Regions from separate parts of the Homo sapiens genome. Here region 1 is linked to region 2. A link is a loop called in an ENCODE intact Hi-C map of the cell type or tissue named here. Cell type or tissue: heart right ventricle. All regions are shown on one strand. Links, peaks and the distances in the headings refer to the core of each region. The heading gives the core; the rest is flanking DNA. Region 1 overlaps SLC7A5 (solute carrier family 7 member 5). Region 2 overlaps CA5A (carbonic anhydrase 5A).

Region 1 (9,010 bases), core at 4,214-6,713, 59 kb before region 2:
CCTCTGGCTCCTGACTCAGAGGACGATGTCTCCCCATGAACGCAGTGTCCCTGGAGAGAAGAGCCTGCCCAGCGTGGGGAACATGGGAATGTGGAGATGGAGGGCATCCCGGAACCTCAGGGCTGACGGGCCCCTGCCCCAGCCCTGGAAACACCTCAGGGACAAGAGAGTCACTCCTCAAGCGCGGACTTTCCACTGTGCTGGGGCCTTCCGCCTTCCAACCACTCTGGCCCCTTGGGGCTCTAGGTGGAGTGTGCTGAACAGTGTCCCCAAAATTCACGTCCAGTGGAGCTGCGGGATGTGTCCTAGCTGCAAATGCGGTCTCCGCAGGTGCAATTAGCGAAGGACCTTGAGATGAGATCATCCCGGATTAGAGTAGGCACTAAGGCCGACGACAAGTGTCCTCAGCGACACAGAGACAGATCCAGGGGAGACAGAGCCAGAGCCAGCCCAGGATGCCTGGAGCCACGGGCAGCTGGAAGGGGAAGGTGGCACCTTGGGTCTGGACCTCTGGCTGCCAGGACCAGGACCGTCTGCATGTCTGTTGCTAAAGCCAGTCTGTAGGCATCTGTCACCACACATGAGGGGCCAACCGTGCCACCCAGGGGAGACCTCCCGGCTTCTCAGTGCATCAGGCATGGTCAGGGGCAGGACAGCTGCAGCTCACACCCCACTTCTCAGTCACCAGCCGAGTGCACAGCCAATGGCACCTCATCTAAGAGGGGGCTGTGAGTCCCATGTGGTCAGCACCCTGGAGCTAGCTGCCCTGTGGGCTCAGGGAAGTCGTGCAGTGACCGCCACATGGGTTCAGTCCAGAGCCCAGGCCAGAGTCCATGCCCACCCCACAGAGTCCACGCCCACCCCAGAGTCCATGCCCACTCCAGGCAGAGTCCACGCCCACCCCACAGAGTCCACGCCCACCCCAGAGTCCATGCCCACTCCAGGCAGAGTCCACGCCCACCCCACGGAGTCCACGCCCACCCTAGGCCACGGCGCCGCTTTTCAGATGCCTGTTTCGCTCTGGCCATCTAATGCCTGGGAACCGTGATGGGGCAGGAATTTGGGTTTGGGGGTTCTGGCGGCAACCAGATGGCACTTTTGGACCACCAGCAGTGTCTGTCGGTCTTGGAAACTCATGAAGGAGTGGGCCCTTTGCTTAGAGCTGCCAACCTCACACCAGAAGTAAAAGCTTTTTCCAACTCCACAGGCGGGGAAAGACCCTGAGAACTGTCCCCAGCACAGGGCTGTGGCTGCCCTGGCCTCTGTCCATGCGTCTGACGAAGGGCACCGGGAGGTGAAGGCCGCGGGAAAACAAGCCCCGCTCCCGTCCTTTGATTCTGTCCCAGCACACGGCACCGGCAGAGCCCCAGCTTCCCCAGCCTGTCATCCTCCCGAGGCCGACGGCACAGAAGAATGGCAGGCCCAGGACACACTGAGCTCCCAGAGCAAGCGGCGGGTCAAGCATCCTTTATCAACTGCGAGGTCTTCGAGGCCCAAAAGAGGTGCCCTGAGTCGCGAAGTACCCACCCTTGGGGCAGCCAACGCCGCAGCCCTGGCTCCAGGCCCAGGTTGTCCGGAGTGGAGCCACACTCGAGCCTGGCACCAATCTGGGAGCTCCTGAGCGCAATGTCCTGTCTGTCCCTGCATGACCCTGAGACTGTCTGAGATGCCTCACAGAGAGATGCCCTGGAGTCCCCCACAGGCAGGCCAGCCTGGAAGCTTCTCTGGAAAGTGAGCTTTGGCAGCTCGAGGCCGAGCTGTGGCCGACTCCTCCCTTGGTTAACACAGCCTGTACCCAGCTGGGATTCACTTTGAGGCCCTGGGGCTTGCCCTATTTCCTGCCAGGAGAGCGGGGCCCGAAGCTCCATCCTGTCCCCCAAAACTCAGACGTGGAAGCCCTAACCCCGGTGTGGCTGTACGTGGACATGGGGCCTCTACAGATTAAGGGTAAGTGGGGTCCTCAGGGTGGGGCCTGATCTGACAGGATCCTTGTCCACACAAGAGGAGGCCCCAGACAGCTCACTCTCCCACAAGGAAACACAGCGAGGGGGTGTCTAGGAGCCAGGAGGCCGAGCACCCCGCCCAGGGCATCAGGGTCCCTGGCCTGGCGGGGCCTCTCACCGACTCTCCCGCCGGCATCCAGGTAGCAGGGCCCTGGCACCAGACCCTCTGAAGCTGAGACCCACCCACCCAGGCCTGCTCCGCTCTTGCTGTCACCCCCGGAGAAAGCGGCAGTCAGGGCGTGAGGTGAGGAAAAGGGGCTGTTGGACCCTGCATGGCAGTGGCTCCCGTGCCGGGGACGCGGTGAGCCTGGCCTCCTCCCTGCAAGGGAGGACAGCCCATTTCCCAGGGGAAGACACCGAGGCTCAGACACCCTGGCCGGGGGGCGGCAAAACTAGAATCCCAAGGCAGCTGCACATCTAGCACCTGCCCTTGCCCTCTCTCCGGGAGGGCACCCTAGAAGCCCACAGTCCTGATCTGGGGTTCGGAGAGCAGGCTGGGCTGAGCTCTGCTGGGAGCGCCTAGAAGCCCAGCTATGGGTCCACGCACACACTCAGGTGAAGCCAGGCCCAGAAGAAGGAACAGCTCTAAGCCACAGCCCAGGGGGGCTTCTCAGTCCACGAGGCGACCCCTCCACACCCCAGAGCCACAGACAGCCAAGGTGTGGGTGAAACGTTTTTCTCACCAGAACAGCCCAGCAGCTGGGCATGTGCTGTGACCACTGAGGGGGCCTTTGTCAGAAACATCGTCTGGGGGCTGGACGCCCCCACCCACAGGAAGAGGAGACCAAGACAGGGCCGCACACCCCCAGCCAGATGAGGGCCAGATGAGGGAGGCGGCACCTCTTCCTCCAGGAAGCTCCTCAGGAGGGACATCGGGAGGGGCTCAGGGGGCTGCCTTCAAGGAAGCTCAGTGAAGCTCAGAGACCAGTCTGAAAAGGAATGTCCTCCAGACCTCCACCCTCTCAGGATGGACGTGTTACTCAGGAACTGTCCCGTCAGCTTTTCCCGTAACACATGACACCCCACGTGAACCTCCCAAGAGCAGATGGGCCCAGTGCTGTCCACCCGAACGCACCTTGGGAACAGAGGTGTGGGCCTCCCCCCAGCAGCGCATGACCCTGCACACTGCACCCAGGGTCACAGTGGGGGTGGGGAGGGACCTGCCCACTGCTCACGGCTGTGGGACCTGGGGCAGGGCACCCCACTTCTCTGAGTCTAAGGGGCCCTACTAGCTGAAGAACCAAAGGAAAACCATCATTTCAAAACTGTCACGTGACACACAAATGCAGGCCCCTGCCCCACAGCCCAGTGGCACACACGTATTTACCGCCTGGGACACGGGACCGTCCAGAAGTGCCCTACTCATAGGTGTAGGTCACATCCAGGGGTCTCGGCCACCGGGACCCAGGGCCCAGCAGCTCAGCAAAGCCATTCAGCCGGGGTCTGAGCCCTGCCCAGGGGAAGCATTTTCCCCTCCTGGGGTGAAGGACAGCAAGAGGCACGCCGCCCTGGCAGGCTGCGGCTTTCTTTCCTTTTTGTGGACAGAGTGAAAGGGCAAATTTGCTCCAGGGGAATACTGACCTCCAACAGTACAATGTGGGAGGAGAAGGAAAAGAAAGTTTTTATGCAACCTTTTTTTTAAATCTGCCCAACTATCCAATCTGTAACTGTTCAAGGAGAGATTAGTTTGTTCTGCCGCTGACGGCTGCAGCCCAAGCAAAGCACAAAGCGCCCCATTGTGTCCTCCAGGAGGGACGTGCTGCTGCTGCTGGGCTGGGACGGCAGAGCCTGTGCCCTCGCTCCCACCCTCCGCCCTGCAGGCGAAGGCCCAGCCACCCTCTCCTTAGGCAACAGCCTGCGAGTGGACTCATGGGACGGTGGGTCAGATCTGAACCCTCATGAGTACTGTCTCCCTTTCGAAAAGGCTGGGACTAACTGTAGAACCTCATGTGACACCTAAGCCTGCGTGTCCCCATGCCCCAGCCTAGGGGCAGCCATGACTCCCCCAAGACGCGGAGGAGGCAAGGGCTCCCGACCACTCAGGCCCCTGCAGAGTCGCCCCTGTCACTCAGCCAGCTGCCCCTCCCAGCCCGCATCTCAGGAAAGGCCCAACCCCTCAGAAGGGCTTTTCTGGTCTGCACCAGGGCCCCGCTTATTCCCCACTGCGACTCTCCCATTCACGTGCCTATGGCTCTCAGGTCCCCCCATGAGCTCTGGATGCGGGGCCATGTTCTCATTGGGACCCGGCATAGATGCGGCACACGGGACAGAAGATGGTTCTGCGGATGGCCAACTGGGAAGGGGTGATTACAAACTTCCCTGACGAGGAGGAAACAGGTCAGCCAAGGCCTACAGGACCCTAGGGCCAGTGCCTTTCCATAGCACAGGGCCCACCTGGGGGCCAAGGGCAGCAAGGAGGAGCCTTTTCAGCCCCAATGGAGCAGGGCACCCAGGGTGCGGGACAGGCAGGAACAGGTGCGTGGGCCAGGCCTGCTCTGCCAGATTTTCGCTGCATTCTCCAGACCCGGAAAGGGCCACTTGCCAGTCGTTGCAAAATTGAGGCCGGAGTCTCTGCCTTGAAGTATCTGGGGGCGCTGCTGCCAGGTGCCAGCGAGGGGAGGGGGCAGCTGCCCAAGGGCTTTGCGTCCACTGGGGGGTATAAAGTTGGACAACTGCTTTGGGAGAAAGGGGTCAACACAATGTATCTTCTAAAAGCAAGGCATTCATCTGGTAACAAAATAAATCTGTTGAAGCCAAACAGGAGACAGGAATTCTGCAGACACTGCACTGTATCCCAAAGCTCAGAAGGGAATTGCTGGGGGGAGCACGGTGGGAGGACGCTTTCAACAGCTAACGGAATTATAAACCTATTATGTATTCAAGTCGAACAAAAGCTCTTTGCTCTCCCTACCGAAATTTGTTTTTACAAAAATCACGTTCCCCTCCTAAATCTTTCCTGGCTATCTGATGAGCGCAGCCAAGCAAAGGCCTTCACGAGCAAAGCACCCCTTCCGTGCCCACTTCTGGGAGGCACAGGATGGATTTGTCTCCTGCCCGTAAAATGTCACTCAGGCCCAACCACCTCCCTGGGCAACTTCTGAGTGCCCGGGAGCCATGGAATGAGCTCGTCTTGCCTTGAGTAAGGTGCCGGAACCTGAGGTCCCAGGAAGGTTCAGAATTGGGACTTCCTGCCAGCCCTGTCCTGCCAGCTCTTGGGTGGCTCTGGTACCCCGGGCGACTCTGAGAATCCCTGGTCAGACACATGCATGGGGGATGGGCTCGAGCTCCTGAAGGATTGACCTGGGCAACCTTCCAGAGCCACCTGGGAATCAAGTGGGACTTCCCCTCGACGATGAGGCAGGTAACTAACACCTGCTGCAGACTTTGTACAGATTGATACATTTGATAAAGACAGTCTGGCCCCAGCCCCTGGAGCTCGCCTCGCTGTGGTGAGGTCAGTATAGCCCGGCACTGCATCCCCCTGCAGGCCCAGGTTACCTGCTTGGTGTGGAGACCCCTCCCCAGCTGCAGCCAGACTTTGTCCTAAGGCGAAGTGCCACGTACAGCCAGCAGGGGGCGCCAGGAGCAAGGCGGAGGCTCAGCTAAAGCTGCGTGCTGGGTGCTGGGTGCTGCGGGGCACTGTTCAGTTCACAGCCCACCAGTGGCACGGTGCACACAGGAGAGCCTCCCAGCCCTGAGGCAGGGCCCCACACAGGAGGAGGCAGCGTCCTTGTGTCTGCATGTTTTGGCCTGGCCGTGCATGGGGGCGGGGCAGCTCACAGCTTGCTGGGTGAGGACCTTCCTGCCTCTAGGAGCAAGGTCCTTGCCCTGTCCTCTGCAGCCCTGGGGTCCTACCTGCCTCCCCTACAGCCATGTGGGACCAGGCAGCCTCTCTGCAGCCATCGGTGACTGCGAGTCACCAGAGCGTGCATCCGCCGGGTGCCTGCACTCAGCGAAAGCTCCACAGCTCCAGGACTGGGATCATCTCTACCTGAGGCTCTGGGAGAGAAGAGAAGGAGGCCAGCTCCTAACTGCTCTGCTCCTAGGCTGGCTCCAACATGGATGGAGACAAACTCAGAAGGAACTGCAGACAGAGGCATCCCTGCTGGACTCAAGCAACAGGGCCCCCCACTTCAACTGTACCCAACCACGGGTGGGATCCAGTGCCAAGGACAGTGTGTCCCAGGGTCTGTGACCACACAAATGGGAACTGCTTATGAAACCCCAGCCCGACCTCACCGCGGAATGGCAGTGTGGAAAGGGTGGAGGCTCTGCAGGCAGACACAGAACACAGATCTATGGAGTGTGTGTTAAAGGGTCCAGAGACACCCAGCAAAATACCAACTGTGTCAGTCCACGTCAACAGAGAACACAGGTGCAAAGGGGCGGGGGCTGTTTCACACTCACTCTCTTTATTCCTTCTACCAGCCCCAAGAGAAAAAGCAGCTGGGAAAAAGGCTCAGAATCAGTGATTTCCCCAAGATCACACAGCACAAGACCAAAGTCTGGGCCAGCCAGCCTTAAAACCTGTGCGCCAGACTGCTCTCACCTGTTCCCGAATGCTAACAGTGGACACGTCTGAGTGATGGGGTTACCACGTTTGTTTTGTTTTCCATGCTTACCTCATCTTCTTTAAAAAGCAGACAGAAACACAGAGACAATCCCACACCTGCCCATGGAATGATGAATGAATCACAGCATGACCAGGAGCATGGCCCCGTCGGGGGTGGGTGAGGGGCGACAGCACGTGGGACTCTGACAGACCCAGGGTGAGATGGCTCGGGTGAGGTCTGCATGGCAGGCATAGCCCCTGCCAGGCCTGGAATGTTCCACATCGCCCCCAGGTGAGGTTACAACGCATCAGCTGGGCTCTCAAGATTCACAGACATCGCAGCGTAAAAAACAAGAAAAACTGCCAGAGCCCCTCCCAGTGGTGGCCACGCTGTCCCACGGGAGCACTCCTGTGTCCCCCTCTGGGTCGGATTTCACTTGCTGGGTGATTTTCCCAGAGGGAAATCTCCACGTTGTACAGCACTGCAGAGCTGCGGACTGGGAGGCACCCGGGGACGGGACCTCATGCCCTGTGAAGGACACACAGGCAAAGCCTCGAGGGGCCGCCGGTGGGGCCTGGGGGACGTACTCACCCTTCCCGATCTGGACGAAGCCCAGCAGGATGATCAGGGCCAGGGCCAGGAGCTTGGCGGCGGCAAAGGCATCCTGGACCCGGGTGGCGGCCTTCACGCTGTAGCAGTTCACGGCCGTGAGCAGCACTGTGGAGACAGAGGGCAGCGGTGAGTTCCACGGGCAGACAGACGCCAGCTCAGGGGTAGGCTGGGAGGTGACGACCCCACCCCCACCCCAGGGCCAGGTCCACCAGAAAAACAAGCTCCTTAAACAGCTCCAGTCCCCTGCCAGCCCTTAGGGCACGTTCTGACTTTCTGAGACCTGTTTTGATAAACTTCGCAGTCCTTTCAGGTCTAAGGGCTGGATCCCAGGTGCCCCTTAAGATCTGCAAGGGACCTTTCCTCACCCCCCACCACACCAGGCCATGGAGTCCCACCTGTAGTCAGGACTTCAAGTGGGGTCACTGCCTCCAGAGACCCAGGTGAGCAAGGTGACCCTGCCACTTGGAAGGCGCCCATTACACCTTTTTGTACCTACTCAGCACCCTGACCTGACTGTGAGACCCACGCACAGCCCGACTGCCGGACTCCATGAGGGCGGGGCCCTTTCCTCAAAGAGGATCTTCTGTGGATTCCAACAGAAGTGGGGTGTCCCGCTTTCCCGGAACTACCTGGCCAGTCACCTGGGGACGGCAGCCTGGGAGGGGCCACAGGGGCCTGTGGTGAGCAGAGCAGACCCTGCTGCCCTGCTGCTTTGGGGGCATACGATGAAACCCAAAATAGCACCGTGTGCTTCAGAAGCCTGAGTGACCCCACACAGATGGCCAGAACGCCTGCCCCAGGAGGCGCTGAGATGTGGGGTCAGGCACGCTCAGACAGGTCTCCAGACACCAGCACGTCCTCCTGGGCCCTGTAAGGCACCCAGCTCTGAGCCTCTGTGTGTGTGTGTGTGTGTGTGTGTGTGTGTGTGTGTGTGTGTGTGTGTTGGGGGTTCTGTTGCAATATATAGGCACGCTGAGCCACTGTGTGTGTGTGCGTGTGTGTGTGTGTTTTGGGGGGTTCTGTTGCAATATGTGCGCACGCTGAGCCACTATTCAGGGATCTGTGAGCTGGTGGGGAAACAGCCACCCCCACAACTTAAAATGAAGTAAAATCATATTAATCCCGAGGCACTGACTCCACGACACCCCTCACTGCCTGCTGCACTACCCTTCACTCCTCTGCTCACGAGGTTATCTGTCGCTGTCAGCAGCTTGAAATCTGCCAGTGGGAACGTCTACACCCCAGAAGTGGGCAAAGGCCCAGCACGGGCCACCCACACAGCTCAGATCTCACAGCCCTCCCGGCACCGCACCACTAAGACTGCAGGAAGGTGAGAGCATCAGAAAGGCCGTGGGCTCCTCTTCTCTCTTTCCCCTTGGGAGTAACGCTCAGAAAGGTCTGGCCAGCCAAGGCCTTGAGGACTCCAGTGGCTTTTCCCCAGCTGAACAAATCCTGTGGAATCTTACAATGTAAGCAACAGACCCCGAGGAAAGACATCCATGCTAATTAACTAATGACACCGGAAACGTCCTGAGGTGCGGGACGGGCTGCCGCCTGCCTATCTCTCAGAAATTAACCACCCCGCTACAATTCTGTGGATGCCAGAGCGGAGACGGCTACTACACACCAGGAAAGTCTGGTTGAAAAATGTCTGAAAGTCAGTGTTTTCGCTGCTATTCCTAAAATAAAATACTTGAAATTCCGGAACTTCCACTCCTCACCCAAACTGAAGAGGTGATTCTTCACCTCTTCCCAGGGCTCCCAGGGACATGGAGATGTTACCAGTCCAGAGCTCTCCAGTCCAACCCTCAGGGCTCAGCAGGGTCAGGTCAGTGGGTCTAG
Region 2 (9,010 bases), core at 4,121-6,620:
GCCTGTTATCCTAGCACTTTGGGAGGCTGAGGTGGGTGGATCACTTGAGGTCAGGAGTTCGAGACCAGCCTGGCCAACATGGCGAAACCCCATCTCTACTAAAAATACAAAAATTAGCAGGGCCTGGTGGCACGCACCTGTAATCCCAGCTACTCGGGAGGCTGAGGCAGGAGAATCGCTTGAGCCTGGGAGACGGAGGTTGTGGTGAGCCAAGATTGCACCAATGCACTCCAGTCTGGGTGACAGAGTGAACCCTGTTTCAAAAAAAAAAAACCAAAAACCAAAAAACAAACAAACAAACAAACAAAAGAAGATGATCTCTATTGCAAAGATGTTCAGCTTCTCAGCAGAGGGCCTTGTGGATTTGCTAGTCCCTACAGCTGCAAGCACACAGCTGAGTGAAGTGCGGCAAAGAGCTCAAGCTCTGACTTTGCATCCCGGCTGTCTGGCTTTGGCAAGTTCCGTAACCATTCAGAACCTCAGTCTCTTCTTCCGTTAAATGAGAGAGAACTTACAGCGCCTTCCTCGTAGGAGAGGTGTGACTAAACGGGTGGGGCGGCCGACGGTTCTGGTTTGAGCACTGACAGTCCCAGGCCCCAGGAAATCCTTCACATCTGAGCGGCGCGCATGGCTTGTTCACCCCCCACCATAGAGCCGGAGACATGGAAAGTGTGCAGATATGTGCTGTTAGGCCACGTCTACAAACCTCTGCGGGGTACGCGTGGCCGTCCACTGTGTGCTCTGAGCCCCCCTCGTTCACTGCTCCCCAGTGGAAGTGAAATTGCTTCAGTCTGTAGTGGTTTTCCAAGGGCCCACCACTAATTCCTGGAAATAAAGGCAGTGAGACGTGTGTGTCATTTTGTCTGTTTGTTGAGCTGTGGTGTTACCTGAGGCATTGTCTACATTAGGGTTATATGAGTTCACTCGCAAGGGGTTGCTGTATGGTTGAAGTGACAAGCCAAAGGTGGGCTCCGTGAAAGGTGGGCTCTGTCTGTCCCATTCACTCTGCCCCCCCCCAGCCCAGCGCCTGCCCAGAGGTTCACAGTAAATGTGGAATGAAGGCAGGGTCCCAGTGCTGCCACTGGGTGGTGGTGAGGGCCTCAACTCCCTGCAGGCAGAAATCCGTAAAGAACGTTTCTGTGATGCCTGCCTGTCCTATAAGATTTCCAGACTTTAATTAAAAAAAAAGGTGTCTTCCAAATATTTTTTAAAAGCAGCTTAAATCCTATCACCAAATAACATTATAAAATAACACACAATGAGCAAAGTTTTTGTTTTGTCTTGTTTTGTTTTATTTTAAGACAGAATCTTACTCTATTGCCCAGGCTGGAGTACAATGGCATGATCTCAGCTCACTGCAACCTCCACCTCTGGGTTCTAGTGATTCTCCTGCCCCAGCCTCCTGAGTAGCTGGGATTACAGGCATGTGCCACCAGGCCAAGCCAATTTTTGTATTTTAAGTAGAGACGGGGTTTCACCATGTTAGCCAGGCTGGTCTCAAACTCCTGATCTCAGGTGATCCACCCGCCTCTGCCTCCCAAAGCGCTGGGATGACAGGTGTGAGCCACCGCTCCTGGGTGAGCAAGGTCTTTAAATAAGAAGACCCTGAGCTGTAGCATCAGTCCTGATCTCTGGCAGTCCCTGCTTAATCTAGGCCCACCACAGGGCCAGCTTTTATTGGAACACTCCTTCCTTCCTAAGTCACCCTAAACACTCACCTTGGAGTCAGCACTCTCTACCTGCAGGCCTCGGGGTGCCCCTCTCCATGGCACAGTGCCAGGTGCAGCCTCCCAGGAGCTTGCTTCTCCTGACATGTGGGGCTCAGCCATAAGCATCGCTCGCTGAGGCCTCTGGCTCTGGCCCCCAGAGTCATGGCTGCCATTCCCACGTCCAGGTAGTGCTGGGAGTCTGCCTTTTAACGAGCTCCCCAGGGGTTCGGATGTGGGTGGCTTCTCCTGTGTCTAAGTACTTTGTCACTAACAGATTTCCATCAGCAGCTGCTACAAATGGGGTACCCGTTCCACACGTTTTCACTGAAAGCAGCACAGCGTGCTCCTGGGATGGCTGGGCAAGGCTGGAAGGCGCCAGCAGAACTGGAGCACTGATCCCGAATTCAGGGTGGCCCGAGTGCCTCCCATAGCTGTGGAGGAGCCTCATGTCACCTCCCGCTGTGGCAAAAGCCAGGAAAGCACTGAGCGCGTGATGAATGCCTTGGGGAGCTTGACACTGCTGACTCCTGGTGGTTTCCCGACACCAGAAGTACTTGGGCTGGGCGTGGTGGCTCACACCTGTACTCCTAGCGCTTTGGGAGGCCGAGGCGGGCGGATCACTTGAGGTCAGGAGTTAGAGACCAGCCTGGCCAACGTGGTGTAACCCATCTCTACTGAAAATACAAAAATTAGCTGGGTGTGGTGGCGGGTGCCTGTAATCCCAGCTACTCGGGAGGCTGAGGCAGGAGAATTGCTCGAACCTGGGAGGCGGAGGTTGCAGTGAGCTGAGAACGTGCCACTGTACTCCAGACTGGGCGACGGAGTGAGAATCAGTCTCAAAAAAAAAAGTACTCATAGTTGGAGGCACCAAGGTGTAAACTGGAAAATGGAAAATGGATTTGGCTTTAGTCCAGTCAGGGGCTAGGCAAGTGCTGGACCAAGCCACAGAGCTGCTCACTGCCCCTCTTCACTCAAAATCTCAGTGTTGGTCTGGAGCAACCTCAGAGTCATATCTAGTTTTAAAATTCTACCATTATGAGCAAATCTTCTATTCTCCTTAAACATACACAGATGAATTACATCTCAATTTTTAAAAATACACAGAAAGAGTCCTTCCCACAATAAGCACATAAAATCACTTTGTTAGGCCAGGCACAGTGGCTCACGCCTGTAATCCTAGCACTTTGGGAGGCCAAGGCGGGTGTATCACTTGAGGTCAGGTGTTTGAAACCAGCCTGGCCAACATGATAAAACCTCATCTCTACTAAAAATACACAAAATTAGCCAGGTGTATTGGTGGGTGCCTGTAATCCCAGCTACTTGGGAGGCTGAGGCAGGAGAATCGCTTGAACCTGGCGGGTGGAGGTTGCAGTGAGCCGAGATTGCGCCAATGCACTTCAGCCTGGGCGACAGAGTGAGACTCTGTCTCAAAAACAAAACACAGGCGTGAGCCACCGTGCCTGGCCTCCAAAACACAATCTAAGGAACTTACAGAACCACAAAATGGGAGCACGGTGAGCTCTGTGCTCGCTTCTGCCTCGGCCTGTGTCTGTGGGGGAAAGGGGGTTTGCAGCCGACCAGCCCCAGCAGCATCAAAGTGCATTGATGGGTGACTGAGGGTGGAGCCTCCCAGGGGGTCTGCCTCTCTCTCTTGGGATGGGCTCACTCATGATAAGTTTACTGTGTGGAAATTCACGCATGTCTGTATCATCTCTTCTAGAATAGAAATGCCTAGAAGGCAGGGATGATGGATGCTTCATGGACAAATTAGACTGGACCCAGCCTGGTAGATGCCATTTGTAAGACTGAGTTAAGTCCCATCCAGTTGCACTCTTAGAGCAGAGGCTGTTTCTAGGCTGGGTGTGGTGGCTCACGCCTGTAATCCCAGCACTTTGGGAGGCCAAGGTAGGCAGATCACCCAAGGTCAGGAATTCAAGACCAGCCTGACCAACATGGTCAAACCCCACCTCTACTAAAAATACAAAAAATTAGCCAGGTGTGGTGGCAGGTGCCTGTAATCCCAGCTACTTGGGAGGCTGAGGCAGGAGAATTGCTTGAACTTGGCAGGCGGAGGTTGCAGTGAGCCGAGATAGCGCCACTGCACTCCAGCCTGGGCAACAAGAGTGAAACTCCGTCTCAAAAACAAACAAACAAACAAACAAAAGCGGTTGTTTCCGTCTGGACCATCACTGTATCAACAGGACTTAGTGCAGGAAGGGGTCATCGAAGGCACACAACGAACCCTCATGGGATGAATGAATACAGGAACGAATGGGATTAGTCAGTCCACTGATTTATTCATCGAATCACTTGGTCGGTAAGCAGCTCTGTGTGTTACAGTGGAATCGAGCCTTTCCCACGGCAGTTGGGGAACCGCCTGGGATCTCTAGGAAAGTCCACAGAACACAGAAATAGTTAAAGACCTGGATTTGCAACTCAGCTCTGCTTCTAACTTGCTGTGTGACCCTGGGCAAGTAGCTTAGCCTCTCTGAGCCTAAGCCTCTCTACCTGTTAAATGAGAAGGGCGGGCAGGATAAATGGAGACAAGGCAGGAGGCATTTTGTAAAGTGTTGTCTGATGATGGCAGTGGTGGTGATTGCGCATCGCACACCCTTCAGGGGCTCCGCAGCTTCGTCTGTGTAAAGAGAGTTACTACACGTTTCTCCTGGTCCCAGCTCAAGCACCCTAGGGTTCTACGTAGGCACATAAATAGGGTTCCAAAGAGAGCGACGCCAACTGCATGAGGCATAAGTCCACTGACAGCCGATGCCTGCCGGATCCCCACCCACAAAACCTAGTAGAAAAGTCACCCTCCAGACTGTGGCCAACCAACAAGGGCCAGGAACGGGAGCTGCTGGGACCGGAAGGGACTTGTGAGCCCTGAGCCTCTGCAGGGTAAGGTGCTGTGCTAACTCTGGGGCTGGAAGACTTTCCCAAGGGTTTCCAGCAGGGCTGGAGCCCACAGGCATCTCTTCATCCTTCCCGACCCCGAGCTGTCCCAGAATTCTTCTTCTCCTCCTTCTTCTTCTGCTTTTTCTTCTTTTTGAGACAGAGTTTCACTCTGTCGCCCAGGCTGGAATGCGGTGGCGTGATCTCAGCTCACTGCAACCTCCACCTCCCGGGTTCAAGAGATTCTCCTGCCTCACTGCCTCAGCCTCCCAAGTAGCTGGGACTACAGGTGCGCACCACCACACCCGGCTATTTTTTTTTTTTTTTGTATTTTTAGTAGAGACGGGGTTTCACCATGTTGGCCAGGATGATCTCGATCTCCTGACCTCATGATCCGCCTGCCTTGGCTTCCCAAAGTGCTGGGATTACAGACGTGAGCCACTGTGCCCAGCCTCTCACAGAATTCTTTACTGCAGCAGCCTCTGATGGGCCGGATCCCCCGCCTCTCTACTCACTGGAGTAAGAGACAAGTCAGCCCTTTCCAATCTGCCTCCTGAGGGGAACCATGGGGCCCTCGGGACATGCGGCCCCTCCTCAGGCTGGCTCGGGGCATCTGCACGCCTGTACCTGAACAAGGGACTTGCTTGAAACGGCGGCCACCCTGGGCTGGGGACCAAGCACGCTCAGGGGAAAACCCAAAAAGGCTACTGGGTCTCTCTGGCTCTATGATACGCAAATGAGGAGGGAAGCGAAACGTTCGTTCTTCTAAGAGGATAACTGCAAAGGAAGGCTGGGCCGCTGCGTTTTCGGGAACAGCAGGTGCAGGGGCCGATGGATCACTCGGGCTGGGCTGGAGCGGCCCCTGGTGGCAGTTCGGTGAAGAGCAACGTAGCCCGCGCGGGGCGCACGCATTTCAGGAAGACACAGAGGCCTTTTTACTGGAAATGCCAGCGGGTGTGGATTCCACAGGCTCCTCTTCAGCATCAGTCTAGTGTGGGATTCATACACCTTGAGCCTCTTTCAAGGTGAAACAGAGAATCTCACTGCAAATTTTAAATCCCACTGTAAATTCCGAAATTAGACCTGCGCCGCGAAGACCGCCCACCAGCAAAATGCCAAGCGTATTTCTTTAAAAACTGGAAAGCCGTGTTTCGTTACTCTTCCTGTAGACAACACAGCATGGGGTCAGGAGTGGGGTCTGGAGTCGGACGCACGTTCAGAAGCTGGGGCCACCACTCCCAAACTGTGTGCTCTAGGTCCAGCTTTTGCACCCCTTCTAGCCTCAGTTTCCCCATTTGTAAAGTGCGGATGATCCTTGAACCCCCACCATAGGACTGCTGTTACGGTTAAGTCACATGGGAAATACGAAGTCCTTAGCACAACGCTTGACGTAAAGGAAGCACTCTAAAACAAACAAACAAACAAAAAACAACGAACTGGAAGCCACTGAAGCCTTCATGGGGTGAAACAGCTGATTAAGGGGCAAAGGCTCTCACTGGCCAGGTTCTGCCGTGTCCCGGGCACCACGCATCCTGTCCATGAGCTCACGTCGTTGTCGTGATGGAGAAGGCTTGGTGTGTACCAGAGTGCAGCGGAGGAGCTGGCGTTCGCTGGGCACCTGCTACCTGCTGGGCATTGCGAGGTAACTTTATGTTCCTCCCAGGATGAACTCCTCACAATGGCCCTACAGAGCAGGTCCTGTGAGTCCAACTTTGAGATGAGGAAATTGAGACGCAGAGAGGTTCGGTCACCTGCCCCAGTTTAGCCGGCAACCTCACCCAGGTCTGACGGTCCAGGCCCTCAGCTTTTGTAGTAGGGTTCAGGCCAAACTCTGCTACTTGCCTTGCCAGTAAAGTTAGGGACCCAATTTAAGGCTGCAGACCTGGATAAAATAATCTCAAAGTGACTTCTTTTTTTTTAGGTGGAGTCTCACTCTGTTACCCAGGCTGGAGCGCGGTGGGGTGCTCTCGGCTCACTTCAACCTCTGCCTCCCAGGTTCCAGTGATTCTCCTGCCTCAGCCTCCTGAGTTGCTGGGACTACAGACATGTGTTACCACACCCCACTAATTTTTGTTTTTGTTTTTGTTTCTTTGAGATGGAGCCTTGCTGTCACCTAGGCTGGAGTGCAATGGCCAGATCTTGGCTCACTGCAACCTCCACCTCCTGAGCTCAAGCGATTCTCTCACCTGTGCTTCCCGAGTAGCTGGGATTATAGGCACCCACCAGCATGCCCAGCTAATTTTTGTATTTTTAGTAGAGACGGGGTTTCACCATGTTGGCCAGGCTGGTCTTGAACTCTTGACCTCAAGGGATCTGCCGCCTCAGCCTCCCCAAGTGCTGGGATTACAAGCATGAGCCACTGTGCCCAGCCTAAAGTGACTTTTCATAATGACAATACAATGTCAGGGTATTCTCCTTAATCAAAAAAAAAAAAAAAAAAAAAGGCAAGCCCAATTCACGAAAAGGGGTCTTTAAGCTGCCAGCCCCCATCCCCCGGACTCTGCTATCAGCAGGGCTGGTCCACCGGGCAGCACTGGCCACTGTTGCCTCAGCGTTCTGTGTAAGCAGGTGCGTCAGAACCGGCTCATGGAGATATAATTGAACGATTGCCTCAGCGCGTGCCAGACTCTCCAAACATAATAACAGATGACGTTTGGGGCCGGCTCCAGGCTGTGACGTGCTGGCCCCAGAGAATATTGTCTCTGCTATTACAACAGATGCTGTTAATAGCCATCTATTTGTAGTTCGGGGCTTTTACCAAGATGAGCAGGCTTTTGGCAGGCACGGGTTGTTTGAAGGCTTAAAATTAGTACACGAGAAGTTTGAGATGTTCTAATTACTGGAAATTTCAAATAACATGATGCTGCAAAGGACCGGCCTGCTTCCGGTGCCACTCTGGGAGGTAGTGCACGTTCCCAAGCTGTAAAGGGTGACACGGCTGAGGGCTTCTGTGTGCCACCTCCCCAGGCAGGCAGGGGCCGCAGCCACTGCAAGCCCCTGCCCACAGAACTCCGCGACGATGGAACCTAGACTGCTCCCTGGAAGTTAGCCTCTGAGACCATCACATATTGGCACTGGTTTGAAAGCCAGGCAAATGTGGGCTCCAATCCTGGCTTCACACGGTGGGGCTTTGCAAGTTGTTTTATAGGTCTGTGGCCCAGACTAGACGTTTATAAAAGGATAATGATGCCTACTTCAGGGGCCCATGGCAAGGATTGAGTACGGTGATGCTTACAAAGTACCTCCCTCACAGTCCCTGGCACGCAGTGAGAGCTCAAATAATGGTAGCCACTTACTATTATTATGACTGGTGTTATTGTTATTATTAAAATTACTGTCATCGCCCAGGCACGGTGGCTCATACCTGTAATCCCAGCACTTTGGGAGGCTGAGGCGGGCAGATCACTTGAGGTCAGATGTCTGAGACCAGCCTGGGCAACATGGTGAAACCCCGTCTCTACTAAAAATACAAAAATTAGCTGGGCGTGGTGGCACGCGACTGTAGTGCCAGCTACTTGGGAGGCGGAGGTGAGAGAATCGCTTGAACCCGGGAGGTGCATGTTGCAGTGAGCCGAGGTCGTGTCACTGAACTCCAGCCTGGGCGACAGAGGGAGACTCCATCTCAATAAATAAATAAACAATAAAATAAACTAAAATTGCTATCCTCACTGCCATCACCATCATCTCACCACGGCAGAGATCCGCAGTCCCCTGAAGCAGATACCACGATTCTCAAGGTGAGACCTGCACGTAAAGACGTCGAAAGATAAATATGTCTTAAGAACACGTCCATAAGAAAGGGCTTTGCCAACCATGCAAGCATAAAAGAAGAAAAGTCCCTCATTCATCCGAAAACACCCACTGACTTTCTCCCACGTGCCGGGCACCACGCTCAGTACAAGGGACAGAGGGAGGAGGCTCTGGGCTCAGACTTGCCCTCGCAGAGCGTGGAATCCAGGAGGGGCAGACGGTGGTAGAGATAAAAAGCTGTGTGTCTGAGAGGTGAGAGTGTGGGCTTTGGGGCCCTAAACTTGCTTGGGACGCCCAGGAGGGCCCCCGTGGAAGCGGCGTTTCAGTGGAGCCCTGAAGATGGGTTTCTATTTGTCAGGTGAAGATAATGGCGGCTCCAGGCAGAAAGGGACGACCAGCGGAAAGGACCCTGGTGACAGCAGCCACCACAACGGAACAGGCGGAAGCACCAGCCGGCGAAGGCACTGTCAGGGGCAGCAGGAGATGGGATTACAGGGGCAACAGGGTCGGCGCCGGTGGTGGCTAAAGGAAGTGGGGCCTTCGCCAACAAACCGCAACATGGTTTTTTTTTTTTTGAGACAGAGTCTCGCTCTGTCACCCAGGCTGGATGCAGTGGTACAATCTTGGCTCACTGCAGCCTCCGCCTCCTAGGTTCAAGCAAT

Evidence for each region. Peaks named below come from ENCODE experiments on the same cell type or tissue, not always from the same donor. Only the 100,000 strongest peaks of a DNase experiment are listed, where the experiment ranks them.
Region 1: a loop joins it to region 2, with 12 times the contacts of the local background. A loop is called at or near these places in 31 of 110 quality-filtered maps.

Annotation. Positions count from the first base shown.
Region 1 is chr16:87,844,577-87,853,586 of GRCh38, forward strand. SLC7A5 (solute carrier family 7 member 5) reads right to left here. Exons shown (of 10, transcript NM_003486.7): 2 at 7,148-7,273. Among named protein-coding and RNA genes, the nearest start is that of MIR11401, 4.8 kb to the right of the region's middle. RefSeq lists enhancers at 4,798-5,704, 5,567-5,861, 5,705-6,610, 7,517-8,422, 8,423-9,010 and 1 more. In heart right ventricle, for the core only: CTCF peaks have their summits at 5,571 (motif pointing right) and 5,773; a DNase peak (open chromatin) is centred at 5,585.
Region 2 is chr16:87,904,080-87,913,089 of GRCh38, forward strand. It overlaps CA5A (carbonic anhydrase 5A), which reads right to left. Exons shown (of 7, transcript NM_001739.2): 3 at 707-825. Among named protein-coding and RNA genes, the nearest start is that of CA5A, 28 kb to the right of the region's middle. RefSeq lists an enhancer at 5,499-5,568. In heart right ventricle, for the core only: CTCF peaks have their summits at 5,475 (motif pointing left) and 5,685; a DNase peak (open chromatin) is centred at 5,462; H3K27ac peaks cover 274 bases; H3K27me3 peaks cover 1,131 bases.